Regions from separate parts of the Homo sapiens genome. Here all the other regions are linked to region 2. Evidence: chromatin loops called from intact Hi-C (ENCODE). Cell type or tissue: endothelial cell of umbilical vein. All regions are shown on one strand. Each heading gives the region's core, and the rest is flanking DNA. Links, peaks and the distances in the headings are about the cores only.

What was found. Peaks named below come from ENCODE experiments on the same cell type or tissue, not always from the same donor. Only the 100,000 strongest peaks of a DNase experiment are listed, where the experiment ranks them.
Region 1: it touches region 2 in a loop (6-fold over the local background); 3 of 110 quality-filtered maps call a loop at or near these places.
Region 3: a loop joins it to region 2, with 3 times the contacts of the local background. A loop is called at or near these places in 2 of 110 quality-filtered maps.

The regions. Positions count from the first base shown.
Region 1 is chr12:79,355,482-79,366,707 of GRCh38, reverse strand. The region is part of intron 9 of SYT1 (synaptotagmin 1); the gene reads right to left. Among named protein-coding and RNA genes, the nearest start is that of MIR1252, 58 kb to the left of the region's middle. RefSeq lists a silencer at 2,252-2,452. In endothelial cell of umbilical vein, for the core only: no CTCF peak of the experiment used is centred there; a DNase peak (open chromatin) is centred at 6,257.
Region 2 is chr12:79,296,610-79,307,835 of GRCh38, reverse strand. It overlaps SYT1 (synaptotagmin 1), which reads right to left. Exons shown (of 11, transcript NM_005639.3): 8 at 8,285-8,452. It also overlaps the pseudogene LOC100420794. Among named protein-coding and RNA genes, the nearest start is that of MIR1252, 120 kb to the left of the region's middle. In endothelial cell of umbilical vein, for the core only: no CTCF peak of the experiment used is centred there; a DNase peak (open chromatin) is centred at 5,175; H3K27ac peaks cover 2,253 bases.
Region 3 is chr12:79,244,855-79,256,080 of GRCh38, reverse strand. The region is part of intron 4 of SYT1 (synaptotagmin 1); the gene reads right to left. Among named protein-coding and RNA genes, the nearest start is that of MIR1252, 170 kb to the left of the region's middle. RefSeq lists a silencer at 3,378-3,672. In endothelial cell of umbilical vein, for the core only: no CTCF peak of the experiment used is centred there; no DNase peak of the experiment used is centred there.

The DNA of each region.
Region 1 (11,226 bases), core at 5,224-7,723, 57 kb before region 2:
ACCCTAGTTTTATAGATGAACAGACTGAGGATCAGAAAGGTTAAAGGCTTCCGATCCAGGCTTTCCAGGGCCAGTTGCTGCTCCCTTTCTGCTGCGCCCTGCTGTCTCTCAGGAGAGGGCCTGTTTATGGCTGAGTTGCAACTCCACTGGAGGCCAAGGAGGCAGGGACAAATGCTGGCATTTTCAGATAGGTATTTATTATTAGGCTTTGCCTTGTAGTAACTGTTAAATCATGCCTTAGGCCTGCCTCTTGGCAAGGTCAGGGCACATATAAAGCATTTCTATAAAGTTAAATTCCTGATGGGAGGCTTTTAAGGTTTTTATATTTTAATGGAGTTATTAAAATGAAAGTTCAGACTTGCATAATTCATAAACATTCACTGCCTCTTTTAAAATCTCTTCTACTAAGCTATTTTTAAAAAATTTTGGTGAAATCCTTATAAACATAAAACACTAACATATCTTTCAGGTAAGATTAGAATAGATTCCTAATTACTGTAACTGGAGATATACTGTGATATATTATTGCCCTTTAGGCTAGTTTCATTTGCAATATTTTCACTACATTAAAGACAGTGCTGTAAAATGCAGGAGTGTTTTCTAGATACACGAATTGGCAACTTTTAGTAAAAGTAGCTTTCAGATGCTTAATTGTTTTTATAAAGTCTAGAAATTGGGAACTTCCCTTCAAAATGACTTTCATAGCGGTATGTATTTTTACTTTGACTTTTAGTGACTGTCACATATCTTTTCAAGTTGTTATCATAATAATGCTGCTGGATTGAGTGTTTTAATGGATTCAGACTCCTGCAAATATAGTTGATGAAAATATGAAAATCTACAAGCTAATGACCTGCTTTTTTTTTTTTTTTTCTGGTACTCTTTGCAATCAGTCTAGGCTGTCTTTTTAAGCAACACATTTTTAGATTTTGAACTTAGGGTAATTGCATCTTACTTTAAAATCCTTTCTTATTTAGATGCATAATGACATTGTATAAATGTAACATTTTACTTCTCAGCAACAGCAGCCAGTAGTAGAAGCAGCAGCAAGTAAATTTTAGGAACATTAATAAAATAGAGACTTTCTCCTATTGCTTTTCTTTCTCACTGATATGTAGAAACTCTTTGTATTACAGGGATATTAATACTTGATCTGTTTATGTGAGGCAAAGCTTTCTTTTCGTGTGTTACTCATCTTTCAAATTCATTTATGGCATTTATTTGGGAAGCATGACATCTTTACTATATTGTTCCCTATCCAAGAGCATGTTATTTTTCTATTTATTTAGGTCTCATTTGAAGTCTTTCAGTGAATTTATATAGTTTTTCTCATAGTTATATTTATAAGAGAATTACTAAATATACCATGATACATTCGAACAAAGGGATGCTATGCAACCACTAGATATGGCAGATCTATATGTTGGCCCAAAGGATCTCCATTATATATTGGTAGGTTAAAAATAATTACAGAATAATGTGTTTAAAATCCCATTTTGTAAAATGTATATATATTTGTATATATATGTATAGAATTGATATAAGCAGAAAGAAAACCTGGAAGGATATGAAATTTCAAATTATTTCCTTGAGTCAATTAACTCTGAGGAATGGGAAAGGATTAGAGGGGGCTGATTTGAGTTACTTTTTTACTTATGTATGAAAAGAAGTGGTGGGGTTGTGGATTAACTTTATTTCTTGAGCTTTCCTATAATTTTAAAACTAAAATTCTAGATAAATATTTAAACACAGGGCTATTTGTGAAAGCATTTGTTTCCTTAATAAGGATATGGAAGTTCATAATATTCTCTAAAAATGACAGCTGCGTCAGTAGATTACTGAGTAATCTTGCAGTTTCATATGTATATGTAGTATATGTAGTAATTCTGCAAGTGCACTATCACGAAATGTGCATTCGGCTCTTTTTGTTTGTTAACGGGACACTTTATTAGTTAATTACACTGTCATATTGTTGACTGAAATCAGTAGTTTGAAATCTATTAATTTCTTAATCATGTTGCTTTAGTTTTGGCTAAAAGCAGTTTCAGTGGTTCTGAGGATATAAAATAAATGCGCTTAATTCTTTTTTTAAGTTAAATAAAATCATTTATTTCTGAAAGAAAAAATTATAGGAAGCCTCCTAGTTGTCCAGTCATCATTGAAAATGATGTACCGCAAAATTTAGGCCATTAGTAATTTAAAAAGGCTGTCAGCCGGTATGGTCTTTTGACTTCCTTTGATAAGGAGTTAGTCTTTAAAACAGTGGACAAGTAAGATGCTGAATCATTGCCTTATCTGTTCATGCTGGGCAAAAGGTGACCAAGGGATCATTCTCTGTCTTTACTTTTTCCCTTGAAAATGCCTTTATGACTGTCGTTGAGGTATAACTACAGTAATGTGTGCATTTCTGTGTCACTCTCTTTTATCTCTTGGAGATAGTCTGTTTTTCTTTCGTTTAACCATTAAAGGGGGTGGGGAGGGGGGAAATGAAGGAAGGAAGTAAAATCTTCTGAAAATGATGGCTAAAATAACCAATTGGTTTTAAGAATTCCATTGTCTGGTTTTTATTTATGAGCCGATATTTCTATTATAATAGGATTACTACTATATGATGCCAAAATAATTGCATTAAGTGATGAAATTAAGTCAGATCATTTGGAAGATGAAGACAAAATAATCAGTTAGATTAGTGGAATTTAAAAATTTAAAACTGATTGTTTAGGCAGGGTATATTAAGGTCTGTTTCTTCAGCATATATGCTAGGGGCTCTGAGAACACAGACATAAGTAGACACAATCCCTGCTCTCAAAGTAGCTCATGGTGCAGCAAGTGGCAAGACTATGGTGAAAAGGGAACAAGAATGATATTTTTATAACTGAGATTAAGAATAAGGGATTAAGGAACCAAGTAGAAACAGTATATACTTTTGGAAGCAGAAGTGATTATAATAAAGTACAATTTTTTTTTTTTTTTGAGACAGGGACACGCTTTGTCACTCAGGCTGGAGTGCAGTGGCACAATCACAGCTCACTGCAGCCTTGACCTCCTGGGCTTGAGAGATCTTCTCACCTCAGCTTCCCATGTAGCTGGGACCACAGGTGTGCGCTACCATTCCTGGCTATTTTTTTTTTTTTTAATTTTTTTTGTAGAGATGGGGGTCCCACTATGCAGCTCAGGCTGATCTCAAACTCCTGGGCTCAAGCGAGCCTCCCACCTTGGCCTGCCCAAGTACTGGGATTACAGGTGTGAGCCACTGCACCTGGCCAGTACAGTTGTTTTTAAAAGACTGTCTTTGATGTTTCCATTTCTGAGCATTATTATAGTGTTTGAGACTCAAAACTTTGCATGCTTTTGTCACCTATTATAGGCTTTACTAACAGGAATCTTATACCTTTGTAAAAGGAAGGGGGAATAGCACCGACTTTTGCTACATGTTTCTAATAGTTTTATTAGAAACTCCCAAATATCTCCTGAAAGAACCCACTAAACATAATTTTTAAAAATAGGAATTTGTGGGGACTCTATTCCTCCCAGTGCAATTACCTATTAGAAATTCTGACCCTCCTTATTTTTTTTTCTGTATACTGAATGAAGAGAAGGGAATAGAAGTGGCCAACTGAAGGATGCAAATGTAAGCATTCTGGGTTGGATTAGTGAGATATGCAGCTGTGGGCTATTTATGGTTACCCATGGAAAGGCATGAGGGGTTCCTACAAGACAACACAAAGGTTTAGAGATGTCTCCTTGTAAGCCTATAACACAAAACAGACCTACACTTATCTCAGTCTTATATTTCAATCTGTTCCATTTCCTAGAGCAACACGTATTTACAACCCAAATGTAAAGTAGTAAAGAAAATTTGACAAAGAATTTTTGAGTAGAAAGGTGCCTTTGAGATCATCCTGAATAGCTATCCCTTTTATCTATTCTCTTTCAAACATCAAGGTGACTTCCTGATTCTAGTATTGTGGGATGTGATAAATAGGTAGGTATTACTCTAGCTCTACCTTTCATGATTTTCAGACTTTCATCATATCCTTTTCAGACCACAAAGTCCCGCTGTTCCTAGCCTGTCCTCACACACGGCCCCTTCATCCCTTTATTGTAGCTGCTTTCCTCCAGCAGATAGTCATCTAATACCACTGTCTTTTCTGAGGTGAACAACCAAAACTCTGTGTGTTGTACACATGAATGAGCTCTGGAATTGGACAAAGGTAGGAGATTTTCCCTCCCTTTTATTTATAAAATCTTCTGTGACAACATCAAGCCTTTTTTGGGGTAGCAAAAAAGACATGTTCACTTGGTGAATGTCTTCAATGGATGGTTCTATGTGACATTTTTCTTGATTTATAATTGATCCTATTACTCTATACTCTAAATTGGGTCACGTTTTCCTTTTAGTGTATTATTTTTTAGCTTGACCCAAATGAAGCACATCTACCACATTTTTTGGCTTACTCAGCTTAGCTAGATTTTTTAAATTTACCACTGAGCTTTGCATTTCAATGGCTGGAAACGTTTATCTTATCTTCAGAATTATGAGTTTTAAGGTGACTGGTGAAAGTGCCTTAGAACAGACCTCTTTGGAACTCCCTGTTTCTACTTCTTCATCTGTAGATTTCTCTTGTTAAAATTATCTAGCTGACATGTGTTTTCCTGGTAAGTTGTCTATTGCAATTCAAATTTCTTTAATTTTAGTATTTATATATGTAATTTTGACCCAAAGAGTCCCATAACAATTTACAAGGGTAGTAAGCTTTTGTACTCCTACATCATACTGCCCCTCTCCCAATAATATCACATACTCCTTTACAGAATTAGCCCTTGCTAAAATTTAGTTGTAGGTAAAATTTTTCTTTAATCTCTAAAAGGCACTCAAATCCCTTAAACTTGGACTCTCTTCTACCATGTTCGGCAACCTCTCTTCTGTACCACAGATACAGCTGAAATGTCACTGTTTTGTGTCTCATCTTCTTTTGTGTGTGAAGAATAAGTCACTAAAATAACATACCAATCTGTACATTAGGGAGAAACTGATACAGTCCTTTCCAGCATAAAAATCATCTATAACTATTCAATGTCTGGTGTTATGGACTTGTTGATCTCACCTTTGCTGTCTAAGTAGCTGAAGAACTAATTAAACAGTCAACCAACTGATTTATGTTAGTGAGTTCCATGATAGAATTTTAGCTTGAGTATAGAGGATATTTGGAATCAGGTCACTTTTGGACATCTTTCAAACTGCAGCATGTAGTTATCCACCTGTTCTCCAGGTTGAACCTGCTGAGCAATGATAAGGACCTAGACATCAGGTTTTATTCATTGGAGTCTGAAGACAGTCTGCTTGGGTTGACATCCTAGCTCTGTCAAATAGTAATCCTGTGACCTTGGGTAAGTTATGTACCTCTCTGTCCTTCAGTTCCATCATCAATAAAATCACATTAAAAATAGTATCTACCTCATAGGGTTGTACTGGGGATTAAATCAGTTAGCCATATGTAAAGCATTTAGAACAGTGTCTGGGCTCACATTCTGCTATGCAAGTGTCTGCTGTTTTTACTCATATTCTCAAGGACTGGCATGGTGCCTGGCACAGAGGAGTTTTCACATGATGTTTGTTGACTGATTGGATATATACCTGCTGGCTAAAGAATCTACTTAGGAGTTTTTGGGCTAACTCTTCTGAACAAATACATTACAGCCTATCACTTATTTCTCTTGATTTCACATCTGCTCATTTCTCTAAAACTTTTAGTCCTTCAGGCAGAGCATTTCTATCCATTCTGTGGATAACTGTGCCTGGGTCCCAACTTGTACCGGGCTTGGCTATAATCCTTTCTAATTACTCATTTTCTAGAATGATCCAGTTTCAAGACTTGTCATTTGTTTTTTAGACCAATCTGTTCATGTTTTACGAATTCAGATTATTTTATCAATATTGTAATTAAGCATTTTGAAGTATCCCAGAATTGATATTATATTGTAACATTCATGCCTAAAATTATGATGAAGCTTCTGACATCACAGCCAAATTATTATGCATATTCCTGTCCCATTAGCTCAATAAGATGCCAGTTTATTTGCATATTATTGCTTGACCCTGATATCATGGCCAATTAATTTGCATATCCCTGTCTAATTGGTTCAAATAAGTTTTTGCCATTTTATTTATTGGCCCGGCTCCCAGACTGGTGGCTTTTAGTTCACATCAATTGAATTTGGAGTGTTTTTCTTTGTTGTGCTTTCAGCACCAGTGGAAGGACAGATAAGGGTGGTAGTCAAGGGTACTAGGAAACAACTTCAGAATGTACAAAGGAAACATCTATTGCTTTTATTTCCTCTTTCAGTGGAGGAGACTCAAGAAAAAAAGATAATAATTTAGACATGTGGGCCAGGTATTTTTCAGGGAAGAGGATACTGGACTGATGAAAGAAATAGAACTTCTTATTTGAGGAAATTCCATTATATAAAGCAAAAGATGTATTCTATGTTACTGACCCAAAAAAAAAAAAATTCTAACTTGGAACTTGGCTGACCTAGGCCTCAGTTAAAATTATGACATAGCATTTTAAGCCTCTGAAGTGTAGTTTTCAAATTTAAGATGCATAAAAATAACATGGGTATGTGTGTATGGACGGGGAGGACCTGTTTAAAAGGCAATTTCCAGGTTCCCACCCCTAGATACTCAGTCACAGCTTGGTTTGAATTAGTCCTTGAAATCTTAGTTTTTAATAAGTACCCTAGGTGATTTTGATGGGGTTATGCAAAATATCACATGTTGATAAATATCGCCTGAGGGAATGACCTACCTCTGCTGGTTCATGGTTTCTCCTTGGAATCTAGTAGTTACCTGAGGTTGGGTGAGTTGCTCTTTCCTAAATGATCTCAAATATTTAAATCTGGCTGCATTTCCCAAATTACATTTCTAGGACAGTAGAAAAGGAGCTAGAGAAAAGACAAACCCATGATTAACATTTAAAAAATGGCATCTTCCAGAAAACAGAGTGTGTGTGGGTGGAGGGAGGGGGACAGGGTAAATTTTGCTCGCCTAGGTCACAGTAGCTAATCCACACACTGGCAGTGTGACATATAGTGATGGTGACTCCTTCATCACCACGAGTCCCCTGTTCCCTCTCTATCATTTCCCTCAAGTAATTGCTGCCACTTTCAAACATTTCATTTCCCTTTTCTTTTGGAGACTTAGAGATGTTTTGGAGGAACTCTCCTACAGCCCCAAATGTTGCTTTTCACAGTACAGGTTTCATTTCATAGTAACAAGGCAGGACTAGGGATGGCCAGGAAGAGGACTAGGGATGGGTCATAGAACACAGAGTGAAAGGGACAGAAAAATGATGAAGGAGAGCACTTTGCAACCATTGTTGACCTGATCCCACCTCCTAGCCACCTCCCTAGCTCCTTGATGTTCAGGAGGCTGCTGGAATAGCTACATGTGATTTCAGCCCTTTACCATATGGGTTTCCAGCTTGCCCCCATGCTTGACATACTTTTGTTATGTTCCCTACTCCTCCAATTTAGGTGAATGCAAACCACATCAAACGAGCAGAACTGCACACTTTTTACCCTTGTTGATTTGCCATGGCTACTAGCAGTACAAACACAGAAAAAAGTCTCAGAAGAATTAGGTGCTAGCTTCAGGGAATGAGGGAAGTAGAACATGTCTGTGAGATCACATTCTGTTTCATATTGGGCCAGGCAAGAAGAGGAATCTGCCAGAAACCACAAGTGAAGCAAGAAAATCAATTTGTGGTTCTGAGAAGGCAAGAAAGGGGGCACCCTGGAGCTATTTGACTAGGAGTATCCTTAAGGGTTTACAGTTACGAACATTTTCCCCAGTCTCCAAGAATCCCTCCATTTCCAACAATCCATGAAGACTCCATTTCTAGTCTTCCCTACTGTGACGACCTCATCTTGATGTTTCGGCTTTGGGCAGGGGAGGCACCTCACGCAGGTTAGAGCTGAGGAATCCTTGCTCTCCCATCTTGAAGGTAGGGGTGTGGGCAAGGCTGAATGCTATATTAGAAAGTCCTCTGCATTGAGAACTGGGGGGATCTGAACTTCAGTCCTACCCTCAAATCAGCTGAGATCAAATGTCAGTAGTGATAAGAGCAATTGCAAGTATTGAACACCCCCATCTATGTGCCACATGCAGGAAGATAGTTTATGGACATTGTCTAATGTCTCTAAGCTTCAATTTTCTCACTGGTAAAATCAGAATGCTATCTTCAGAAAGTATCTCACAGGGCTATCATGAGAACCACATGAGAAAACCAAGTTAAAAAATATTTCTAAATTAGAAAGTGTTCTATAACTGATAATGTGACTTTTTAACAGTTAAAAATAATTCTCAGATTGAAGTAGAAAAACAGAATTTCTACGGAATAGATCAAAATTTAAAAGCTATAATCACTTCAATTTTTGCTTATTTTAAAGTTTAGTGTTTCCTTCTTTAAACGGCCATGTCCTTAAATAGAAAACTTTCAGAATTTCATTTAATTTACAACAGAAAGCCTAAACTAAACTTACAGTGTTGACATTCCTCATTAAAGCTGTACTCAGACGTGTCAAATTTCTGAGATGACAAAAAACAAAACAAAACACCAAACTTGAGGAAAGTGATTGCTATGACACAAATAGGGACAAGTAGCAACGTATCTGATTAGTCTCTGACTTAGGAGTTTACACAGGTACAAATTTAAGAATAAAAGTTATATACTTTAGCTTAAAACTATGAGACACACAGCCTCATACCTTTGGGAAGCCTCAATGTTTCCAATGCCTTTACTTTGACCTCTTTATTCTCTTCCCCAATTTTCCCAAATAGAAAACATTTCTTATTTGAAGGAAGATTTACTCCACACAGAGATGTGTAAAAGGCAACGAAGCTATTGAGACATGTTTAAGAGGCAGAAGTCTTGATTGTCTCCACGTATAAGGCAAAAAGTCCTACACATGTTCTACAGCACCAACTTGCTCCTGAAGAACAGTCTTGCAGCCTGCAAGATTCAAGATCTCAATACAAATACAGTCATGCCCTGTGTAACCACATTTCAGTCAAGGATGGACTGCCTATAGAATGGTGGTCCCATAAGATTATAATACTGTATTTTTGTTGTACCTTCTCTATGTTTAGATACACAAATACAATTACCTACAGTATTCAGTATGGTAACATGTTGTATAGATTGGTAGCCTAGGAGCAATAAGCCATACCACATAGCTTAGGTGTGTAGCAGGCTGCACCATCTAGGTTTGTGTTTATGATATTTGTGCAATGATCAAATAACCTAATGATACATTTCTCAAAATGTATGCCTGTTGTTAATCAACACATGACTGCAGTTAAATTCAGAAATCCTCACTGTTGCTCACAAGCATTTGAAAGTTGGGATATTAAGAATGCAAATGCAAGGATCTACTGTAGAGATGTGCATAGTCCAATTAGGCTTGTCACTGTAAAGTATGAAGGGCTGAGATTTGCATTTTTTGCATGTGGATATACAATAGAGGCCAAATCTTTGTGCAATGCATTTTGAATGAATACTGCAGGAAGGAAATAACCTTGTTGGAGAGCAATAAGAAAATTATTTTACATATGTTTTCATGTTTTATTTTCTCAAATGTTTTGTTAATTATCTTAATTCACTATAGTGTCTATGCAAAATGTGGGCCTACTGATACGTTTGCCTGAATTAATCAGCTAATTCCATCAAACAATAAGATAAACTTTTTTTCCCCATTGAAGCAAGTAATTGGTTAAATCATCCATTGGTTGCTTTCCCATGTTGCATATTTATCCCAAGATTTGATAAAATTACTAATAGAAATGACTACAATAGTATTTAGTGAGTACTTAGTTGTGCCAGGCCCTGTGCTTTCATTTATTTCTCATAGCATCATCAACAAAGTCCTCTCATTATTCCCACTTTATAGATAATGCAGCTGAGGCTTAGAAGAGTTAAATAAATAACTTGTGCAATGTCAAATTGCTAGTTAGTGGCAGATGGAGTTTAAACTCTGGCAAAACAACCCACTTTGGTTCCAATTAACTAGTCATTTCCAGCAAATGTACTTTGGCATTTGAATTACCTGGAATGATCTTATTATATAATTTTGGTCTCCTCGTACATAGGTCAACTTACTTTGAGACAGACCATCCAAGTGCTTAAAGTTATTTTAATGGTAAGTGGGTTAGACACATTTGAAATGCAAGACTTGTTTTTTCAGGCCATAGCTCCTTTGTAAATAATTCATTATTCATTCAGCAGCTATGCTTAGTGCTACCCATCACTGAGAGCATTGTGGGAGGGATAAATACAGAACACAGTCTAGTGAGAGAGAAGCATGATGTTTGAGGGGTGTAAACAAATGGCTAATGGCATTTAAAAAAAGGCAAAGATTTGTTCTACTGGGATGGATCTTAAAACCATGAGGTCTTAAGACCTCATGAGTAGGTGGCATTTCAGCAACAACCTGGAAGAAGTGAAGAAGTGAGCCACGAGGTATCTGTTGTCTCTCCCAGACACCCCATGGCTGTTCTCTCTCCCAGAAGCCCCGTGGTTGTTCTCTCTCCCAGACGCGCCGTGGCTCAATTCATCACTTCTTCCAGGTTGTTGCGGAAATGCCACCTACTCAGAGGTCTTCTTTGAACCCCATTTAAGATGAATCCCCAATATTCCTTATCCTACTTCCTGCTTTACTGCTCCATAGCACCTGTTATCTCTTGGTAGACTCATGCTTTTGCTATCTGTTGGCTTCTTTTCTGTTTCCCTACATTAGAATGCAAGCTGCAGGAGGGGAGGGTCTTTTGCACTGTTTTATCCACAAATGTAAACCTAGTGCTCAGAACAATGTTGACTTAAAGTAGGGACACAATATATGTTTATTGAATGAATGGAGGAGATAATACTTAAGCTGGGCCTAAAGAATGGGTAGGAATTGGCTAGACATTGTTGGAAGGAAGAGAATTCCAGGTGAAGGAAACGACCTAAGCAAGTAATAGAGGCAGAAAGTTGTATAGTTTGTTTGCAAAAGAGTGTGTTGGTCAATTTGGTGAAAATGAGATATGGCATGACATAGGCTGGACATATCTACATTATGTAGACTCAAGTGATTAGAGTGATTATGGCTTAATTCTACAGGCAGTGAGAAGCCCTTAAAATTAGGGCTTTTCAGGATATTTACTCTTTAAATATTCTTACTTAATAA
Region 2 (11,226 bases), core at 3,826-6,325:
TTTGCCAGCAAGACAGGATGAGGTGAGGCCAGTTCAGCTTTAGAGAGATCATGCAAGTCATACATGCCGTTAGGCAAGGCCATTCCAATGTTGCCATTGCCGGTAAACAGCCCTTCTCCTCCAGAAGACTGCCCCATCTGGGTGGCCATGACTGTAATCGCAAAGGCTTCGTTCGGGCTCCTCCTGCCGCCCCCCCCCACGCCCCCCCACCCCCACCCCCAGCCCTTCCGACCATCCCCGGGCTCGCCCAACGCCCAGGGCCAGGCGCCCCGGAAGTCTGCAAATTTCATTCCCCTGTGGCTCCTGGGAGGACTCCAGCCTCAGCCCCGCCAGCTCGGAAGGTCAGGTGGCCGAACGTGGGGGTCTATCTTATTCACCACTGTATTCCCTGAAGTTAGCACAATACCTGGCTTATAAAAGAGGTTTAATATATGATGAAATCAGTGAAAGAATGAATAAATAAAATTAATTTACAGTATTTAAAAGTTCTTGTTCATAATTGGCAAGAATTTAATCATGTTTAAAGCAAGTAAGTTTGTGTGTCTGTGTATGCTTCCTCTCTCTCGCATTCTTTAATTATTTAAGCTCTTGTTTTTCAGCGAGTCCTCATTCTCCTCCCTTATTCTGTAGTACAACTAGTACAAGTCAATCACTGACATTTCATCTAATTGCAGAGTAACAGATTGTAATGGATTAAAGATTTTACAGCACAAACATTTGGCCTGCTCAAAGGTAGGTAGGAGTAAGACAGAAGGTAAAAACATCTAATTTTAAGATTCACAAACAAGATAAAAAATATTGCTCCCAAGCATATGATGAACTCAAGAGAAAAGATTACATTTGAATAGGTTTAAATCTGTGGAAGACAGAACAAAACATTCTCCTGTGTTGCTCACATTGCTTCCCACTCAAAACCCTTTTCATTATTTCAGTAATATGAAAAACCAGATGTAAACAAGGCTGCTCTTGTCTACATCATTATTCTCATTCTCCTTTTGTTTTATATTTGTTCCCATTTCAACTCCCACTCCTCACTTTCTGCTCTGCCAGCTTATACACATGAAATCCAGGCTCCCAAATCCACTTTGCTCTGCTTTATTTAAAATTCAGCTGAAAACTCTCGGTCCTTTTATTCTTTGGATAAAAAGAAAACCTAATACTTACATTGATTTCTATTAAAACAATTATATTTTCTTGGTACTATGTGTATCAGAATTTATATCTCCTAATGAGAATTTTCCCCATAGCAAACCATTTGAGAGACCATGTAATGATGTTAATGCTCAAAGCATTTAGGACAGAATCAGAATATAAAACTCACAAGAACATCCATCTCATCACTTTCCCACAGTAATTACAACTGTTTTACCCAATTCGATCATCAACTAATAGCCTATACTTGACCCTACATAGTTATGGCCATTTCAATGAGATTTACCTTTTCAAAGCAAAGACAAATCATTATTGAGAACAGATAATGTATTATACATTGAGAAAGATACTTGGAGAGAGGGACTGGAATTCAAAAATATTTTAGGATACTACAGTGCAACTGGAATGACTGGGTATCTTTTAAAGATGACTCTCTCAAAGGTGATAGAACATTAGAATGCATATTTGTTAAATTCTAATTTGTTCAACCAATCTACTTGAAAATATTTATTTAAGCACTTTGGATGTTGCAGTCACAGTGCAATGTGCTGGGCCTAAGTAGATAAACAAAACAGACAATATCCTTGCACTCTCTTAGTGGCAATATGGCAGTGTAGAGAGAAAATGGGTTTGGGAGCCAGACAGACCTGAAAAGACCAAGAGAGACTCTTTAAAGAAAATGGTGTGGGCCAGGTGCAGTGGCTCACACGTGTAATCCCAGCACTTTGGGAGGCCGAGGTGGGTGGGTCACTTGAGGTCATGAGTTCGAGACCAGGCTGGCCAACATGGTGAAACCTCATTTCTACTAAAAATACAAAAAATAGCTGGGCATGGTGGCAGGCACCTGTAATCCCAGCTACTTGGGCGGCTGAGGCAGGAGAATCGCTTGAACCCGGGAGGCGGGGGGTTGCAGTGAGCTGAGATCACACCACTGCACTCTAGCCTGGGCGATAGAGTGAGACTCAATCTCAAAAAATGGCAAGTGTAGGCTTTTAGACCTGTGTTTGAATTGTAGTTATGGCATTGCCCGTGTAAACTTGGACACATTACTTAAACTTTCCTGGGTCTCAGTTCCCTTCCTTCCCTGTTTTGTAAAACAGATTTGGTAATGCCAATTTTGAAGAATGTTATGAGATTTTTTTTTTTGTCAGCATATAGTAGACTCTCAGTAAATGATAGCTATTATTTGTGTTTATAGGATAGGTAGAGAAGTTAATATAAGCTTTAATGAAGATGAACTTTGGAAGCTAGAGAGCCAGGCTGTGAGACCAGACCTTTGGGTGGTTATCACTGTGACAAGGAAGGCAGGTGCAGTAGGCTAAAGTATGACAACGTGAGGGAGAACAATGGAAGGTAGCCAAAGTGCATTTTGAAAATGTCCAGGATCTCTCCTTGCTTTAATTCTTGCTTCAAATTAGAGTCTAATTTATATTACTTTTCTAGGGAATTTAAAATAAAAAATATTGGATTTTTGTTTAGAAACTCTAAAGTGAGAATTTGGATTTCTTTTACCTCTGCCTGAAAAGTCTTTTTAACCAGAAAGGCAAGCAAATTACAGTCCTACATACTAGAGAGATATTTCAAGTTATTTGCTTTTTCCTATCATGTTCTTGGAAACCACATCACGAAGTGGATAACATTTATTATACATAAGAATACAATTATAATTGGTGACAGAAATTCTAACCAAAGACTCAAACTCAAATAAACCACAGCTATGACCCAAGATACTGTAAAAAATAAAACACATCTATACTTCTGTAGCAGTTTAAAGGGAAATCAATATGTTCCAAGTCCCATGATATGGACGCAGAGATACTAGGTACACTAATATATATTATAGTTTTAATATACTATAAAATAATTCAATACTACTAAACTATATCTACTATATTATAAAATTGATTAACAACAAATATTCTAGGCATGATAAACTTAGATTTTATTCCTACTCTTTGAGTTCTCCCTAGAACTAATTCTTTCCCATTTTCCTCTGGATCAATTTCCATGATGTAGGCAGAGACTTACACCATAGCTTTCAGTCTTACATTTAAATAAAAATTAAGGTAATCTATGAGCTCCATGTGCATTATGGAAACAGGATGAAAAAGAGGGTTACAAAGAGGGAGACACTAAATAAGCCTTTAACAAACAAACAAAAGTTGTTGAGACAAAATCTATTATCATTTTCAAAACCAAAAACAAAAACAATAACAAGGTTGATTTTGCTAAGCATCTGTACTGCCTCTATCTTTAAAGAAACATACCAAAAAAACCCAGAAAGGCACTAAACTATCTTCAGCATTCAGAGCTAGGACATTTTGCTGATTAGCTTTCAGAATACTTTAACCTTCATTTGTAAAATATGAACACAATGACTATTAACACGGACTTTAAAAAGGGCGTTTGGACACATTTCTTACAATACAATAAACATCTCCATTCATTCATTCAAAAATAGTTTTTCACGCCTATTGTGTTCTTGCCTCTGTGATTACACTTGGTGAGGAACCATAGACATGGTTGCTGCCTGGATGGAGTTTCAGTCCAGTGAGGAAGATAGACAATGAACAAGTAAAGAAAAACAAGTATAATTCCTGAAATGCTATGGATGCAAATTAATGTTTTTGTTGTATTTCTCAAATGTGATAGGTTGTGAATGAATGACCAGGAAGGTTCTTATTGGCATCCATGTTTAAAATTCCAACAATTAACCTTTTATAAGGATTTCCAATCAGGGCATTGATCGTTGGGTGGAGATTCTTGGAGAGCATAGTTGCCGTCTGATTGCTAAATGTACTTAGAAATAGCATCACTTCTTTCATGATCCTTGGGCATAAAAGATGCCATAAGGAATAATGACTTTAACTCATTCCAAGGAAGTACTAAGGAATTGACCATTGGAAGTTAAAAAACTGTTGCCATTTGATTGAATATGTATTCTTCACATGCTTTTCTGTGAAGTAAATCTTTTTCTAATTAGGCTTAAAAATGTGAAATTTTCTTGCAAAATTGATTTTCCATTAAAGCATTAAAGTAGTTTCTCTTCCCTTCTGCTTGGATACTAATTAAATTATGTTCCAACTTGTTTTAATTCTGCAATCAATTTTTTTCCATTTGCACTAGATTACAGAATCTCATTTAAAAATCACTCTTTACCAAATTTTACACAAAGCCGAGGTGATAGACTTATTCTCTAATGGAAACAAAACAATAAAACAGTACTGCTCAAGTCATGAGAGCTTGCAGCATATCAGGGCGGAATGTTAAAAAAAAAGGCTTAGTTTTTTTTTCTGGTGCTATCTATTCCTTATGCTGTTTTTAGAGATAACAAATATCAGTAGAAGGCATGGAGATAAAAATAAACTTTATAAATAGGAACAAAATGTTAAAATAAAAAGAGTTTAAATACTTTGATGATATACCTGATCCTGGGGTGCAGAACTGAGACAATTTTAAAACTGCACATAAGTGAAATTTATAAGAAGGGAAAAATGGAGTCATAGCTGTTGCTTGTAATGTTTGAAATAATTAAGTCAAAATATTAAATAGATTATTCTAAAAAGATAAAGATTGGTTTCAGGTTTGACTTGTGTATACAATAAATACTTATTTTTTGAAAGATTAAAGAGAAGAAAATCTCAAAGATTCAGCTTGGGGCTATACATATTGGTAGCCTTTTGCACACTGAAGAATTATATACTGATTACCAAGGATGATTTTGAAGCCATATACTGAGAAATAAAAAAATTAAGAAACAACAGTTTTATATATAACCATCTCTAGGAACTCAGAGGATACATATTTCTGTTTTAAAGAAACAAAAACAAGAGAAATGTTGACCTGTCTCCAAGGTCAAATTCCACCTTCATCTATTAGAAGGTGGGGAAGTGGAGGAAGAAAGTAGTCGACCGTGCATCACTGAAAAAACAAACCGGCAAGTGAACGGAAACCAGTGAGGTGGCTTTGATTGTGTAAATTTGCGGAACACGATCAAGCCAAATGGAAACCTCACCAGTGATGTTTCCACCTGGGGATAGAATCGAATAGTGGGAACAATGTGCTTTTGTTGTGGCTCTTCCTGGTACACCTTATCTCTTCCACATCACTTCCTTTTAAACATGGGCCTAGTCACTTCCAAATGAGGCTCTTACACTATCCATGTTCCTTCCCATTTCTTTCTAAATTGCTTGCACATTATTTGGTCGCTAAAATAGTACATAATCCTTTAAGTTACACAATTACTTCATCATCTTATGACTTATAGTTGTCAACTTTCTGGCAATAAAACCTTACTCCATTTAATTAACATCACAGAGTTGGCTGTCAGTGGGTTTGATTTAACCTCTTTAAATCCAAGTCTCCGGCAGAACAGCTTACTATGATTAGCAGTACTTGTTCTAGATTCCAAAGCTGTTCCTTGAACTCCTTTTTCTCACTTTCTTTGATATCTTTCATCTCATTATGACATTAAAAATAATGCTTAACACTGCTAGATGAAAGCAAAACTAAAATCATGAACAAAATTGCTCATGTAAAGTGGAAAAACAATTTCTTTAAAATCATAAAACTAAAGTCAATCTAAGACTTCAATTTATTCACACAATTATAATTTTCTACAATTAATGGACAGTGGCATGAAAAGTTAGAGCAGATATCATTGAGAATATGTAATTCTTCAGATATAAAATGCAAGTGGAATCTTACTTCCTTTATAATGAAAAAGTTTCTAACTGGGTCTAGTCATCCAGAGATACTTTGTAAGCTAGACATCTGTCTTATACAGTTTTTTATAACCTATACCTTGATAAAGAGAAATAGTCTAACTGAAAACCAAAAATTTCTATTCCTGAGTAGAAATCAAAGAGGAAAGTCTCTAGAGTTTTACGAGTGTAATGATAAAATTAATATTTCCCATTAATAACTCCTACAGATACTCAGTAAGTGCAATGGTGAGAAAAAGGATAGCGAAGTAGATAAAAATAGAGGGAAGAGACACAACAAATGAGGAGATGAACACACAAAATGGGGAAAGAGAACACACACACAAAATTAACCAAGAAAAAGGTATGAGAGACCTCTCACTTAGTGAACATTTACCATATGCCAGACTCTATGCTGGGTACTTCATGTTCTATTCTATTTCATCGGTAAGTAAGATAAGGGGTAAATCATGTTAGGCCACTTTCTAGGTTAAAATTCTGAATGGGCAGTTTACCTAAACCCCTAGATTCTAGAGTGAAACCCGTCAGCCTGGTGTTAAGTTTCAAACTCTGCTCGTACTCAAAGATTTCTGAAAGAGGAAACTTGCTCAATGGTCCACATTCCCTTAGCTCAGAAAAAAACATTGCACAATTTTTCAGAAACCCACTGGGTGTGATCTTGGATGTCATTACCACCTGATAATTATCCAGGTGAAAGTAACAAGTGTGAACCATGCACCCTGCACAAGTGGGCATTGTGAAGTACCAGTGGTTCATGTTCTCATATTCAACCAACAAGCCAACCAAACACCAGTCAATTAATAAAACCAATCAGTTAATAAACATTTCTTATGGTCCTACTTTATCACCCAAAAAATTTACACAAAGTCAAACACTTCAACAAAAAAGTCAATGAAACATCCCACTACTTTGTTAAATAATTATAAACATTGTAACTGAATGATCGAATTTTTTTTTTCATGAAGATGTCTGTAACATTACTATTAGTTCACTTATAGGAAAGAACTATCCATAAAATCATATAATTTTAAAACTCGGTATTTTTCCTGGGTATTCTTGAATATCCACAGTAGGGCTAAATCTGTGTCAATGTCTAAGAAAGGTTAGTCAACATTCTTAGATATTGAGACAGTAAATATATATATATATATATATATATATATATATATAATAAGTATACATGAATATTATATACAAAAATACTTAAGCTCTGCTCTCTTTTTTGGAAAGTATAAGTATACATACTTTTTTCCAAAAAAAAGAGCAGAGTTTAACTTAAGTATTTTTGACTCATTTTGTAAAATCAAATAGCAAACAGCAATGTTAGAGTGAAAAGTTCAATTTCAGCATGGGAATTAATAGGCCTGTTCTAAAACCTCATTTCATCATATAGGGGGTATAAAGTTCATAGCCTCAGATTGGTCACAGAAAACCTTAGGCTGAGAGGATTCCCAGGTGATGGACTTGATTGAGTTTCTCTGAAGGCCTGACGTTCTCTCTGATCTCCCTGGTGACCCCAAGAGGCCAGGGAATCCTAGGGACCTGGAGATCCTAAATGACTGAGCTGTCAGCAATCTCTTGCGTAATTACAGCCTTACGTCAGGAACTAAAGAGTGACTGCGAAAGGAGTTGTTTTAGGAATTTGGAGAAGCTAAGGGTTGTTTGCTTTTCTAGTATTGGTCTACTGAAATGTTTGCAGAGAAAAATGCTGGTGCCAGGCAGGCATCGCATAATCAGATACAATTGATTATTATGAAGCTTAAATGCACTAAACATATTGAACTTCCCTTTTCAAGTCATGGAAAAATACTGGGCTAAACTATTAAAACTGGGAATAAACAATGTGAGGAGTAGCATAAAAATGTGAGTCATTTAAAAAATGGATTTAATATCAGGCTTTGTGAATTATATTTGATGTTTGACCAATCATGCTCTCGTATCTTTAGGAGAAACAATGAACTGTCTGTGATATGCAGAAACAATCAAGGAAAAAGTACCATTTTATTTCTGTGTAATAGCTACATAACCTATGCAGAAAACACAAAATGATTGTGGAAAAATGAGAAATAAAATAATTTTTCGTTGTCATTTTAAAGCAGTAGTTTATGAGTGTGTGTGGCCTTTTGTAAGCTTTTAGAAAGAGTTCCTGTGGGCATGTGTGTTTGTTTGTGTCCAGGGTTGCTGTTTCTAGATCCAGTACACAAATGTCTCTCTTCTTTCAGATAACACCCAGAAGACCTGTACACTTTTTAACGAGGTGGTGCAGTGCCCTTGACCCTATTTTATCAGCTGTCAACAACTAGAGGCCCACATCCCCCTTTGTAAAGAGTATTTCTCAATAAGTTATTATATGAGCAGCAACTGGCGAGTACAGCTTGTGATGTTAGAAATGCTAGTAATTCCCTTACCTCTTCCTTCTCAGCACTTTGCAGGTCACGCCATTCCTCAGTTACATGGCCAAAATCCACTGTGTTCATAGGGACTTTAAATTCTCCAATGATGTCATGCTTAGAGAAACGATCAAAATCATATACAGCCATCACTAGGGTTTTGCCACCCAATTCCGAGTATGGTACCTAAATTAAAAGACATGAGGATAAAATATCCAGTCACAAAAATGCTTAAAACATGTTACTTGTTCATGGTGCTTAATTTAATATTTACGTTGCATAAACAGAACAGGGAGATAATTTTGTTTTTGGTTATTTTTTAAATTCAGACTTTTGACAAACTGCTTGAGGCTAAAATTACTTGAGAGAAAATGGGAAATTTTAGTGATTTATTGCCTTATCTCAAAGTTCTAGAAGCTGTTAGCATTATTAATAATGGATCCTGCTGTTAGTTATACTATAAAGCCTTAAGATTAATAAAACAATAAACAAGCCAATTGCATTTGACTATAAGTAAGTTTTTCTTGTAGAATATTTTGTTGTTATTGTTGTTTTAAGTTGTATTGTCAGGGTGTAACTTACTGAGGGGCAAATAACTTATTTCAAATGCTCCATTAACTCTTTCAAGGCATTTAAATGCCACAGTTCAATGGAGCAATGATTTATTAAAGGCTATGCTAGGAGTCTGAAAGGATTGAAATGATATTCACAAGTGCCTCACCTACTCCCTAAAATAATTTGCTGATTGACAAGAACTGACTAGGAAATTGATGTTTTGAATATAAGAGGTGCATTATAATATGGGTTTTGAAGTTCATTCTTGGGTATGACATGCCTTAGGATGAGTGGTGGCAAAAGGCCAAGAACTGATGAATTCTCCAGCTGTTCAAATATATCTGGGACAGATGCTATGGGTTGGGATGTTTATTAGTGACATTTTTAATATTCAGTGAAAGCAGTGCAATCCAAGTAAGCTACACTTCAGTAACTGGGTAGAAATACCTAATTAAGAAATTGTTTAGACTTGTCTTAAAGGTTTGATCAATTTTCATACACTTCCTATTATTTTATCAGTGTAAATGGTTGTCTTATGCTTCAGCAAACATTTCTCAATTAACTCTGTATATTAAGGAGGGAAGAAAAGGAAGAATATTGGGCCATCTACATACAAGAAATTTTAGTTTTCCAAAGAGTTTTTCTTTTCTGTCATTTATTTACCATCTGTTTGGAACCTGATTATTTTATTAAAATGATATGATTAAAAAGTAAGCATCATCCTTTTTCCATTTTAGAAGGAATGGAAAATAAACCCTTCCAAAGAGCTGACTCTCAAAGAAAGAAACAAAATTTTTTAGAGTAAGGATAAACCCTTGAAAATGTTATTGTATATCTAAAATCTCTCTAGACTTTCTAGTGATTGTACTCAAAGAGCAACAGTCAAAAACCTGGACTTGGGGTCAGACAGACCTTGTACCAGATTTGGACTTTCCAACTAAAGGGCCTGGGGCACGTGATTAAACATAAGTTTATTCATCTATTAAATTGTGATAATACTGTAATAATGGCTGCTTCATGGGGCTATTTTAGGGATGAATGAATATATGTAAAACACCTAGCACAGAAGAAGCACTTAAAAATATTTATTGTTTGAATGATTAGTAGCTCCTTCAGATAACTGTTTTGGGGGAAAAGAAGATGAATTAATTTGGGGCATGTTGAGTTCCTGTTAAGTGATTTAAATCCATTGTAAAGCCAGGCTTCTTTAAAGTCTTTTATACTTCCATTCCTGTATCATATTGCCTCTTGGCATTTCAAGATGAGTAATCTACAATGTCTAACCAGTTCTCTAGAAAAATTGAAGTATTTTTTAATATAGCAGAATATATTATACTTTGGATTTATGTATAGTTTGATCAACCTTTCTGAAATAAAATGAAACTTGATAAAAATGTATAGAGAATTCAAAAATTTCAATAATTATACTTGGTTTTATAGAAATTACTAATAAAATTATTAGCATTTTTTAAAGAAATAATAATGTAGGTAATGCAATACAAAACAAAGCCCCAATACATTAGCTCATATAATTTAAGAATTTCCTTACTAAGTTTTGGTCAGAAACTGCTGACCTAAGTTAAGGTTAATAAATAGATGAATAAAACAACTGTGATTACTATTACAATATTTTTAAAATTTTATTTCCATTTTACGTTTCGTAGTATGTTGACTATAGTGATTAAGCTTCATGAGCAGATACTCTTCATGAACTGAGTATTTCCAGAATGTCTTTACTGCTACTTTAAATTCACTGCTTAGGTACAGAAAAACCAGATTTTAAATAAGATTACTGACAATACATGAGGGACCTTTGTCTTGAAAACTCAGAAATTTTAGAGTGAATAGAAAGACACTTCCCCTTTACATAATTGAAAACAAGGTTTGAGAAAATGACTCATGCCCTCATTTTCAATTTATTTCATCCCAGAATGTTTGCCAACACAAGGCATATGCTAAGCCTGGCTGATGGACGTGGTGATTTTGAATTAGCCTGCTGGCATATTCACAGATATTTCATTTTTCAGAAACATATTGTTCTAAGTAATGCATTAAAAAGTTTTTTTCGCACGTTAAAGATATCCACCAAAAGAATTGTTTTTAATGAATGATTTCAAGCCAAGATCCACGAAGATCCTGGAGACCTGCAGGACATGTTTTCCTGATGAGATATTATATGGCTGGAATCTCTCTGTTGTTTGTCAACTGAGGTGCCTCAACAAGATGAAGAACATCAGGGCAGAACCTAGAGTAAAGGAAGAAGGCTAGAAATGCAATAAAAAATATGTTCATATTCCTTTTATTGATTAGTTAAGAAGAATGACTTTGAAGTGCTCAAATTGCCCTCTACACACACAATTTTGTTACAAGAGTCATGTCTATTTGTACCATTTAAGCATTGGGAC
Region 3 (11,226 bases), core at 3,680-6,179, 52 kb after region 2:
CAGAGCCCTTATCTCTCACCTTAGAACACGTAAGCCACTATTCATTTTGTATTCTAGGGATATATTTTAATTCAAGCACTGTTTAAAATTGGGATAATCATAATCTTGGTAATTAATTTATGATTACACATTCTCCCTATTAACATACTTTAATGTACATTAAATTATTAGGCATCTGTCTAATAATGTGGCAGAGCAAATCTATTTAGAAATCCACATTATCCACTACAATACACAAGCAGTGAAACTTATCAGTATACCTCAGTTTCTTCTCAGTAGACCCAAAACTCTCTCCTGAGACAAAACTGCATATACTGCAAACACAAGGGCACCTCATTTTAAGAAATCTTTCAATTCCACAGAGTCTTGTAGAAGGCCATTACTCTTATGAAAAACGTTCCTGGTTACATAGACATTCTTCTTCCTTACTTTTTGCTAAGAGAGTGCTGAATTGTTCTGGTATTATGCAGGGATTAATTTACTCAAGAATAGTAGGTTCCTTTCCCAGATGTGTGAGATGGATTATGACCAAATTAAGTCAGTTTTGTACAGGCATAACTTACAGATATTGCAGGCTTGGTTCCAAACCACCACAATAAAATGAATATTGCAATAAAGTGAGTCACATGAATTTTTGGTTTCACAGTGCATATAAAAGTTCTGTTTACACTATACTGTAGCCTGTTAAGTATATAATAGCATTAGGTCTAAAAATCAATGTACATATATTAACTTAAAAACACTTTATAGCTAAAAAAATGCTGACGATCATCTGAGCCTTCAGCAAGTCATAATCTTTTGCAGGTGCAGGGTCTTGCTTCTGTGTTGAAGGCTGATGGATGCTGACTAATTAGGGTGGTGGTTGCTAAAGTTTGGGGTGGCTGTGGCAATTTCTTAAAATAAGATAACTATGAAGTTTGCTGCATCAACCAACTCTTCCTTTCATGAAAGCTTTCTCTGCAGCCTGTGATACTGTTTGATAACATTTTACCCACAGCCAAACTTCTTTTGAAGGCAGAGTTAATCTGCTCAAACCCTGCCACTGCTTTATCAAATAAGTTTATGTAGTAATCCAAATCCTTTGTTGTCATTTCAATAATGTTCATAGTATCTTCACCAGGAGTAAATGCCATCTCAAGGAACCACTTTCTTTGCTCATCCATAAGAAGCAATTCTTTATCTGTTAATGTTTTATCATGAGATTGCAGCAATTCAGTTACATCTTCAGGCTCCACTTCTAATTCTAGTTCTCTTGCCATTATCACATCTGCATTTAACTTCTCCACTGAAGTTCTGAACCTCTCAAAGTCATCCATAAGGATTGGAATCAACTTCTTCCAAACTCCTGTTAATGTTGATATTTTGACCTCCTATGAATCATGAATGTTCTTAATGGCATCTAGAATGATGAATACTTTCTAGAAGATTTTCAGTTTACTTTCCTCAGCTGCATTAGAAGAATAACTATATACAGCAGTTACAGTCTTACAAAATGTATTTCTCAAATAATAAGGCTTGAAAGTTAAAATTACTTCTTAATCCATGGGCTTCAGAAAGGATGTTGTGTTAACAAGCATGAAAACAACATCAATCTCCTCCTGCGTCTTCATCAGAGCTCTTGGGTGACTGTGTGTATTGTCAATGGGCAGTAATATTTTGAAAATAATCTTTTTTTTGGCTGAGCAGCAGGTCTCAACAATGGGCTTAAAATATTCAATAAACCATGCTGTAAACAGATATGCTGCCATCCAGCTTTGTTGTTCCATTTATAGAACATAGGAAGAGTAGCTGTGTCATCATTCTTAAGGGCTGTAAAATTTTTGGAATGGTAAATGAGCACTGGCTTCAACCAGCTGCATTCATCCCTACTAAGAGTCAGCCTGTCCTTTGAAACTTTGAAACCAGGCATTGACTTCTCTCTAGCTATGAAAGTCCTATGAAAGTCTTCTTCCAATGCAAGGCTGCTTTATTTACGTGGAAGACATGTTGTTTAGTGTGGCCACCTTCATCAGTCTTCTGGAAAACTTGTGGCAGCTTCTCCATCAGCACTTCCTGCTTCACCTTGCACTTTGATGGTCTGGAGGCAACTTCTTTCCTTAAACTTCATGAACCAACTTCAAACTGTTTTTCTGCAGCTCCCTTACCTCTCTCAGCTTTCATAGAGTTGTGAAGAGAGTTAGGATCTTGCTCTGGATTAGGCATCAAATTAGGTAGTTGTAGCTAGTTTGACCTTCTATCTGAAACTTTCTCCACATCAGCAATAAGGCTGTTTCACTTTCTTGTGATTTGTGTGTTCAGTGGAGTAGCACTTTTCCTTCAAGAACTTTTCCTTTACGTTCACAACTTTGCTAAGTTGTGCGAGATGACTAGCTTTCAGCCTGTCTTGGGTTTCAACATGCCTTCCTCACTAAGCCTAATCATTCCTGGCTTTAGATTTAAAGTGAAAGACACAAGACTCTTCCTTTCACTTGAACACTTAGAGGTCATTGCAGGATTATTAATTGGCCTAATTTCAATATTGTTGTGTCTCAGAGAATTGGGAAGCTTTCTGAGGTGAGAGAGAGAGAGAGAGAGAGAGAGAGAGAGAGAGAGAGAGACTGGGCAATGGCTTTTGGTGGAACAGTTAGAACATACACCACATTTATGGATTACGTTTACTGTCTCATATGGGCATAGTTCTTGGTGCCCCCAATTACAATAGTAACATCAAAGATCACCGATCACCATAACAGATACAATAATAATGAAAAAGATTTAAAAATTTCAAGAATTACCAAAATGTGACATGAGAGAGATAGAGTGAGCGTAGCTTTGGGGAAAATGGCATTGATTTGCTTGACACAGATTTACTAAAAATCTTCAATTTGTAAAAAAATCTGCGGTATCTTTAAAGTGCAATACAGTGAAACATGATAAAATGTGGCAAGCTTATAGTTTTTTTCTTTTTGTCATTGATTGGTCTAGGGTTGGATATAAGATTTAGCACTAACAGTAAGATATAATGGAAACCTGGAGGAGACTTTCAGAAAATATTTTCCTCCCTGATAAAAGAGAGAGCACTAGGGGAAAAGATCCTTTTTGCCTTTGCTCCCCACCATTCCACTTCCTGATTGTATTGCTATGTGGGAATATGATGTTTGGAGCTGCCACAGCTGTTCTTTAATGATTCAGAGAAGGCTCAGAATTACTGGCTCAACCTGTCAACTAGCTCTGGAACTTCCTTCTCCATTACTTGACTTTATCTGAGAAAGTTAAATGCGTTATTGTGTAAGGTGGCTGTATTAGTCAGGATAAGTTAGATTATGCACCAGTAATGTCACAAACAATCCGAAGTCTCAGGGGTATAACACCACAAAAGCTTATTTCTCACTCATGCTACAGGTCTACGGTGGATCAGTAGAACTTCTGTTTATTGCAGTCACTTAGAGACCTGGGTTGATGGAGCAGGAGCACCTGCAAAATTGCTGGTTTCTGTTCCTGAAAGAAGAATGAGGTCTGGATGATCTCATATCAACAATCAAATGCTTATCCCAGAAGTGAAGCATATCACTTCCATTCACAACTTCCCTGTCAGAATGAATCACACAATTCTACCCACAAGAGAGTAAAAAAAGTGCAATTCTGCCAAGTGCCCCTAAGCAGGCGCAGTCAGAAATACTTTTTGAACAGTACTAATGACCACTACCTCTGCTTAAGAATCCTGTTACTTGCAGTGAATGTATACTAAATATGGTGATGATGATGATGATGATGATAATAATCCTTAAAATTATTGAATGTCAACAATAAATTAGCCATTGTTCTAAATTTTTAATATTAATGCATTTAATATGTACAATAATCTTATAATGTGAGTACCATTTTTATTCTCATTTCTCTGATGAAAATCTCAGAGTAGGTTCTTGCTCACATTTAGAAGCTTAATGATAGAGTCATGATTTTTTACTAAACTTAGGCCGTGTAGCTGTGAAATCTATGCTGGTAACTAACATGCTCTACCATGTCATAAATCTGTAAATTTTTGCTCTTCAAATATCCATAGATATATAGATACACATCTGTCTATATATTATCTATCTATCTATCTATCTATCTATCAATCATCTATCTTGTTAAGAAAAACATATATTCAACTACCATAACACTGTTATTGGAAAAAAAAATAAAACTCCATTAGGAGATATTTATCAGTTACTATACACTTAGTTGAAGTCAGCATATTAGACACGTTTTGAATCAGTTTTTCCAAAGCATGGAAGTAAGCAGGTTTTCCTCCATAAAACAGAAAAGCAAAGTATATTTTATAAATTACCAAGCCTGAGGCCTCAATCACTAACAGCCTGAGTTCTACTCACTTGGGGTTAAGTCAAGATTGAACACACTTTTTACTGTCCATGGAAGGAAGCAAGTATCTATAGCCCAGAGCTCTTCACTTGGTGAGTGCTGAACTTCTATAAATAGAAGTTATAAACCTCAGACAATGCATTCAGGCGATGACTACAGAGTGTGGTTATCCATAGAAGTGCAACTTCATCCACCAACTTACTCTTTATGGGAAGACTATTTTGCTACCTGCGCTTGTTGACTGGGTGAGGGAGTATCTAGATTTGATGACTAAGGAGGCTTATTTTGACTCAAATTTCCATTTTCTCTTATCTGAGCAAGTTCTATTTATTTTCTGGGGAGATTTCCTCATTTAATTTTCCTGAATTTGGATTTTGGAGTTTTAATTGATTTTTTTTTTCCCTCCAGGTTCATATCCATTGTTTGGTAAAAGCACTCAAATTCCTCTCTGGAAAAATAATGCTTCCTCATTGTTAATCAGGGTAATTAGAGTATTAGTGATTCTTCCCTTCTTTAAGGGTGGATATAAGTCTCAGGTCTGGTGAGTCAGGAGATTTCATTCCTCCAGGGCAAAATGATTAGTCTATAGCTGAGTACATGACCCAAGTCAGTATTAGTAGTACTCAGACTTGAGACTATTGTGACAAATGCTAGAACTAGAAAAGGCAACAGAAGGGTAGAAATTTTGCAGTCTTCTTTACTGATGTATTTCCACATTGAGTACAATGCTGTCACATGGTAGGCACTCAGCATAAAGTGAAAAGTCACTTTATGCTGAGCTGCTCCACTAGTTGAATGGAAACCTTGAGCTGCCAGATAACCAACATGTAGAGGACACCTGCCTAAGAGAGATGTTAAAACCTGAAGAAAGCCAAGCCAAAGATGGAAAAAGAAAAAACGAAATGCTGATAACATAATTTGCCCTTTGGTGTCCAGCTTTGTGGAAGCCAGGGTAGGTGGCTACTTCTTAATTCTTAAACAAACCAACAAACAAAAAATTCCCCTTAACACACAAGTTGAAGTTGAGTTCCCCCCACCTAAAATACAATTCATAGATCATCCATTTTATCATATGAAGATTCTTCTAGTTCTGGGTTATTATAACAAAATGACCAGAATTGGATCATCCTAAAATCACTGACTTCACCATTTTGTTCACAGATTTTTATTGTTGCTGCAGTATAAATTATAAATACATTTCCACAGATATAAAAACACTGCAGAGATATACCAAAGTTGTGCACGGTAATTACCCTCAAATTTGAAATATTTTAAGTGGTCTGTTCTTGCTGGACTCAAGGAAATTGACATATCTGAGGGTGATTCAACGTGAGTGTTCCAGGAAAGCCCTTATTAGGAATACGGAGGAATATGTTTACATACCGGAATTGTATTTATTAATAAAGAGTGAGTAAGAACAAGAAATAAGAGCTTTTTCTTACTGGGAGGTATCATATTCTGGAAGTCAGACACACCAAGCCATGTTCCTTTTTTTCCTGGAAGGACTTCTATAAAAGGGATGTTCAACTCTTGTCCTGAATCCTCCTTTCACCTATGCAGTGGTATTTTTTGTCAACCACTTTTAGATAGATTTTGTATCTTCCTAGATACATATTATTGGTAAAACTTTGGGTAAGTTAATTTCTCTAAAATGGAAATAATGATAATATTCATCTTATAGAATTGCATGAAGATTAATTAAGATGATTCAAGTAAAGTGCTTAATAATCACTATATTAATGATAATGATCATATTACAGGTTCCAGACCCAACCCTATTTTTTTTTTATTTGGTCTGGGGACTTTAAGGAGTTCTAGCTTTCTTAATTTGCCTTATTCTGATTTGGAGATTCACTTCTGATGTTGGGGTTCAAAACTTTGATACTTTACATTCTACTCTAATTTCTAAAACAGGCTTCATTCTCCTAAACTGCTGTTAACATGAAAAATTTTAAATTCCATTTCTCCAGGAATGGTGACCTAACCTTCTCTTGTTGGTTCATTGATAGGAGTAAAGTCATCACCAAGGCTGGGCTGCTGCTATTGGCTGCCACATTACCTGCTTGGTTATCTGCAAATGACAAGACCCTTGTTTCTACATCCTTCCTGCAGGTACTTAGCACTAACTTCTGGCTCAAAATGCTTTGATGCCATCTCCCTAAAGAAAAACCAATAACTTTTGGTCTTTCTTTAACTACCTGATTGGGCTGCTAGTCTAGTCCTTCCATAGAGTTGTGTATGTCCTTTAGAGTCTGTCTCCTCTGGATGCATGTGATTTCTCACCACTCACACTTCCAACTCTTCAGATGGAAGATATAGAAAGAGGTAAAGAGGGCCGGGCGCGGTGGCTCAAGCCTGTAATCCCAGCACTTTGGGAGGCCGAGGCGGGTGGATCATGAGGTCAGGAGATCGAGACCATCCTGGCTAACAAGGTGAAACCCCGTCTCTACTAAAAATACAAAAAATTAGCCGGGCGCGGTGGCGGGCGCCTGTAGTCCCAGCTACTCGGGAAGCTGAGGCAGGAGAATGGCGTGAACCCGGGAAGCGGAGCTTGCAGTGAGCCGAGATTGCGCCACTGCAGTCCGCAGTCCGGCCTGGGCGACAGAGCGAGACTCCGTCTCAAAAAAAAAAAAAAAAAAAAAAAAAAAGAAAGAGGTAAAGAGAAGAGGGAATAATTTGCATAGTGGTTGCCCTTCAACAACTCTAAGCCGGAATAGCCATATGCCTGGGAGATGAAACATGCTCCGGAGTCAAAAATAGCTAAAACACATGCAGAGAAATAAAATCAGTTTATTCTGCCAAGGATATCCTACCTCTAAAAACAGATAATTAATTTCACAGATTTTTAAAGGGTCAATATTCTCAGATTTTCTATACAATCAGTTATGTGTTAGAATCAATTTAATCAATCACCTCCTTTGCAGGGCTAACTCTCAATTAGAATGTCAAGGGTCTCCAGCTGACTTAAACTTTTGGCCCAGAGGTGTTTGTGTCAGCAAGATCTGAAATCTGATATATTCCAGAAGCAAGCCTTTCTTGCCTATTTGCATTTTGTTGAACATACCATTTCCTCTTGACTCTCATTTTAGTCTTCAGTAAAGTTAGCCTTCTCCATCTTCTTTGGTACTCATTTACATCCTATCCACTGCCAAATTCCTCCCCATGGCATTTTTGAAACTTAAGACTTTTTCATTTTCACAAACACCATACTTCTCCTTCCTTTTGATATTTCCATGCGTAAATTGCTATAATGATTTCTAAACAAGGAGGCAAGAAAGGTCTCTGGCTTTCATGCTATTGTCAAAATATTTTTTCTTTTTTGAATATGCTAATTTTCCTCCTTTAAAGAATGTCAGGTACAATAGAGGTTCTCCATCACCTGCACAACCCAATCTCTCCGTCTGTTGAGTCCTAGTTTTTTTCTAATATATTTTTATTTTAATCAATCTAATCTTACTGTACCCTTTATCCATCTCATTCATCTCACTTACTATTAAATCCTGTCTTTTGGATCTAAAAATAATCTTCTCAACTCTCCATTAATGGAGGATTCACTTAAAATATTTTTTTCAGAAATCTCATTGGTTTGCACCAATGTTATGTGATTAGTTCACCTACTTTAATGTGGGGCATCCTAAGGAAGATTTAAATGGACTGTGCCAACTGGGTCAAATGGGCTTAGTTCTGTGTAAGTTAACTTTAAAATTTGACTTAATTATTCGGACTATTCTTCGCTATTTTTTCTAACCAATAAGATCTTTATTGACCTTCATTTTCTGAACACGTAATTCAAGATGTTCTTTCTTAAGAGAAATATTTTCAGCAGCCAAGATGGCTCTTATTACTTTCATACTTTGTGTTCCTTCACTGTGCATCTTCCTAGATTTTCACTATAGCTTCCTGCGGTTTTTGAAATACTGCTCTGGAAGCTGTTTTTCAACTCTTATTTTTTTTTTGTTTTCTTTTATAACTGTGAGCCTTTTGAGTATCTATGTTTGTGTGCTGAAAGCATCTATTGTATTGTAAATGTCTTCCACTGCCATTGTTGTGTACTCTAGAAGGTTGTTTAGTACACAGCAGGCACTCATTAAATGTTTAGAGATCCACGGCCAATGTGTAGGTGGTTGCTAAACAATCTACCATGTATTAAGGGAATATATGTTTTTACCTTTCTCAATTGCAGGTGGGATGCTAATAATCCTGGAGTTCTTAATAATTTCCCATAAATTGTTTCTCTCATGAGGAAGAATTGTGTATCACTGACTTTGCTTGTGTTACTTTGCATTATACTCTATATATCCCAGCAGTGGTATGTTAATTCTAGGCCAAGAATGTTTAAAAACAATATTGTAAAGTCCAATTATAAGAAAAGCCTTCCCTGCCTCATGAGTTATACATATTAGATGGTTTTTAACTTCAGATATCTTTTTAAAAGCAGTGAACCGAAAGTACCGGTAAATGGGAGAAATGAGAATGCATTTTCTATACAGGTGAGAAAAGATGCCTCATCATACTTGACTTTTGAATACCCTCCCTAAAATTTTAATATCTGCTCTATAAAAACCATACACTGTAAAGTCACAGGTGATAAACTCATCACTAAATGTAATTATCTTTATTTTTCCCAACCTCTATGACACTTGGAATTGGAAACAAATTTAAAATTTCTAGATTAAAAAAACCTTTATCCTTTGAATCTGTTGCTTTTATTCTTTGACTTCTCAGCAACTGTACATCTTTACTTCTATCACTCTATCCATCTAACACCCCCAATAACTGAATGCTCTGTCAACCTTATACTGAACCCTTATGTTCCAGCCACTGGGCTGGACAAGGGTGATAAAAAGAAATCAAGGCATCCCCTTAATTTTCCAGAAAATCATAATAATTGAGATAAGAGATAAATGACTATGATTCCAGATAGAATTAACGATAATTGCCTCAGAGGCCATTATTGTCTGAATGTGTCCCCCAAAATTCATATGTTGAAACTTCATCACCAGTGTGGTAATTTTAAAAGTCAAGGTATTTAAGAAGTGATTAAGTCATGAGGGCTCCTCCCTTGTGAATGGGATTAATGCCTTATAAAAGAGGCTTCACACAGTATTTGCCCCTTTGCTCTTCCACCTGCCACCGTGTGAGGAGACAGTGTTCAAGGCACCATCTTAGAAGCAAGGACCAGGCCCCTATCCAGACACTGAACCTGTTGGTACCTTGATCTTGGACTTTCCAGCCTCCAAAACTGTGAGCAATAAATGCATGTTCTTTAAAAATTATCCAGTCGCACATATTTTGTTATAGCGGCAGGAATGGACTAAGACAGAGGCAAAAGTTAAAAAAAAGTGGAAATCCAGAGAAAGAAGAGAAGAACTGGAATGGACTTATGAAAGGGGTATCATGAAAAATGTGTAAAATTCACACATGCGAAGCTGATGGGTGAAAGAGAGGCAACGTGAATAAAAGAGTAGAGGCGAAAATAAGTACTACATTGAAAAAGAGAACAATATCTTTTATGCACATTGCCTCGTCTTTTGGAATTGACCACTAACATGTCTACTGGTCTTCAGATTCTGTTCTTCATTAAGACTTTTGCATAATTTCCATAAAATATTTTAATCTTATGATTAAAATACTAGTAAAAATCTTTAATAACTCCCTATTTTTTAAAATAAAAGAAATGCTCTGCTTTAAATTGATATTAAAAGTACTTTATATTTGGATGCTAAACATTTATCTCATACTATGGTGCAGGGGCTGATTTTCTGCAACCAAACTGATCTTTCCACGTATCTCAATTATGCCCTGCTCAGGCCACATCTATTTGCTCATGTGGTTCCCTTTCCTGAAAAAAAAAAAGTGTTAGTCTACTGTTATATATTCTTTTTACTTTTCATGAAATCCTCTTAAACTACTCTGTTAAACATTTCTAGAACTGAAGGAATCATGTATTATGTTCATTTGGTATCTCACCTATATTTATCCTACTACATGATCTATAAGAAATCATGTTGAATTTAATTAGACAGTGATAGAAGCTAGTTTAAGGGATTTCCCCTGAGTTGCTCCCCAGAACAGCTTGCTTTGGTCTCAGAATTAACAAAATTGCATAATTATTTTCTGTGTTCTTTTTCTTTTTTTTCTTTTTGCCACGATGCTTTGCCATTATATTTTTCTTGTTATAAACATTCTTCTCAAAGTTCTGCACGAATACATACATAATGAAGTTTTTTTTTTCTTTTTTCTTTTCTTTTTTTTTTTTTTTTGTTGACGGAGTCTCGCTCTGTGCCCAGGCTGGAGTGCAGTGGCGCCATCTGGGCTCATTGCAGCTCCGCTTCCCGGGTTCTCGCCATTCTCCTGCCTCAAACTCCCGAGTAGCTGGGACTACAGGCGCCCGCTAACATGCCTGGCTAATTTTTTTTTTTTTTTTTTTTTTTGTAGAGACGGGGTTTCACCGTGTGTTAGCCAGGATGGTCAGGATCTCCTCACCTCGTGATCCGCCCGCCTCGGCCTTCCAAAGTGCTGGGATTACAGGCGTGAGCCACCGCGCCCGGCAATAATGAAGTTCTTATGAAGTCAAAGCCAGGTTAGAAGTTATTTATTTATGTTTGAGTTTTCAAGCAAAGACCAAAGTGTCATTTTTTAAAGCATGGCTTGCTTCTACACAGAGGTATGGCAATTTCAGAGTCATTCCTTCGGCCAGAAAACTCATTGCTCATACCTTATCTTGTAGCCATAATAGCTATCATTCCAGTGGAAAAAATTTTCAGGAATTGCATTTACTTGCCAAGACAGCTACCTACTTCATCAGATGAAGTTTTTGAGTAACTTTTAAAGTTCTCATTCCATTATTGCCACATAGAAAAAGAAACTAAAGATAGAAAT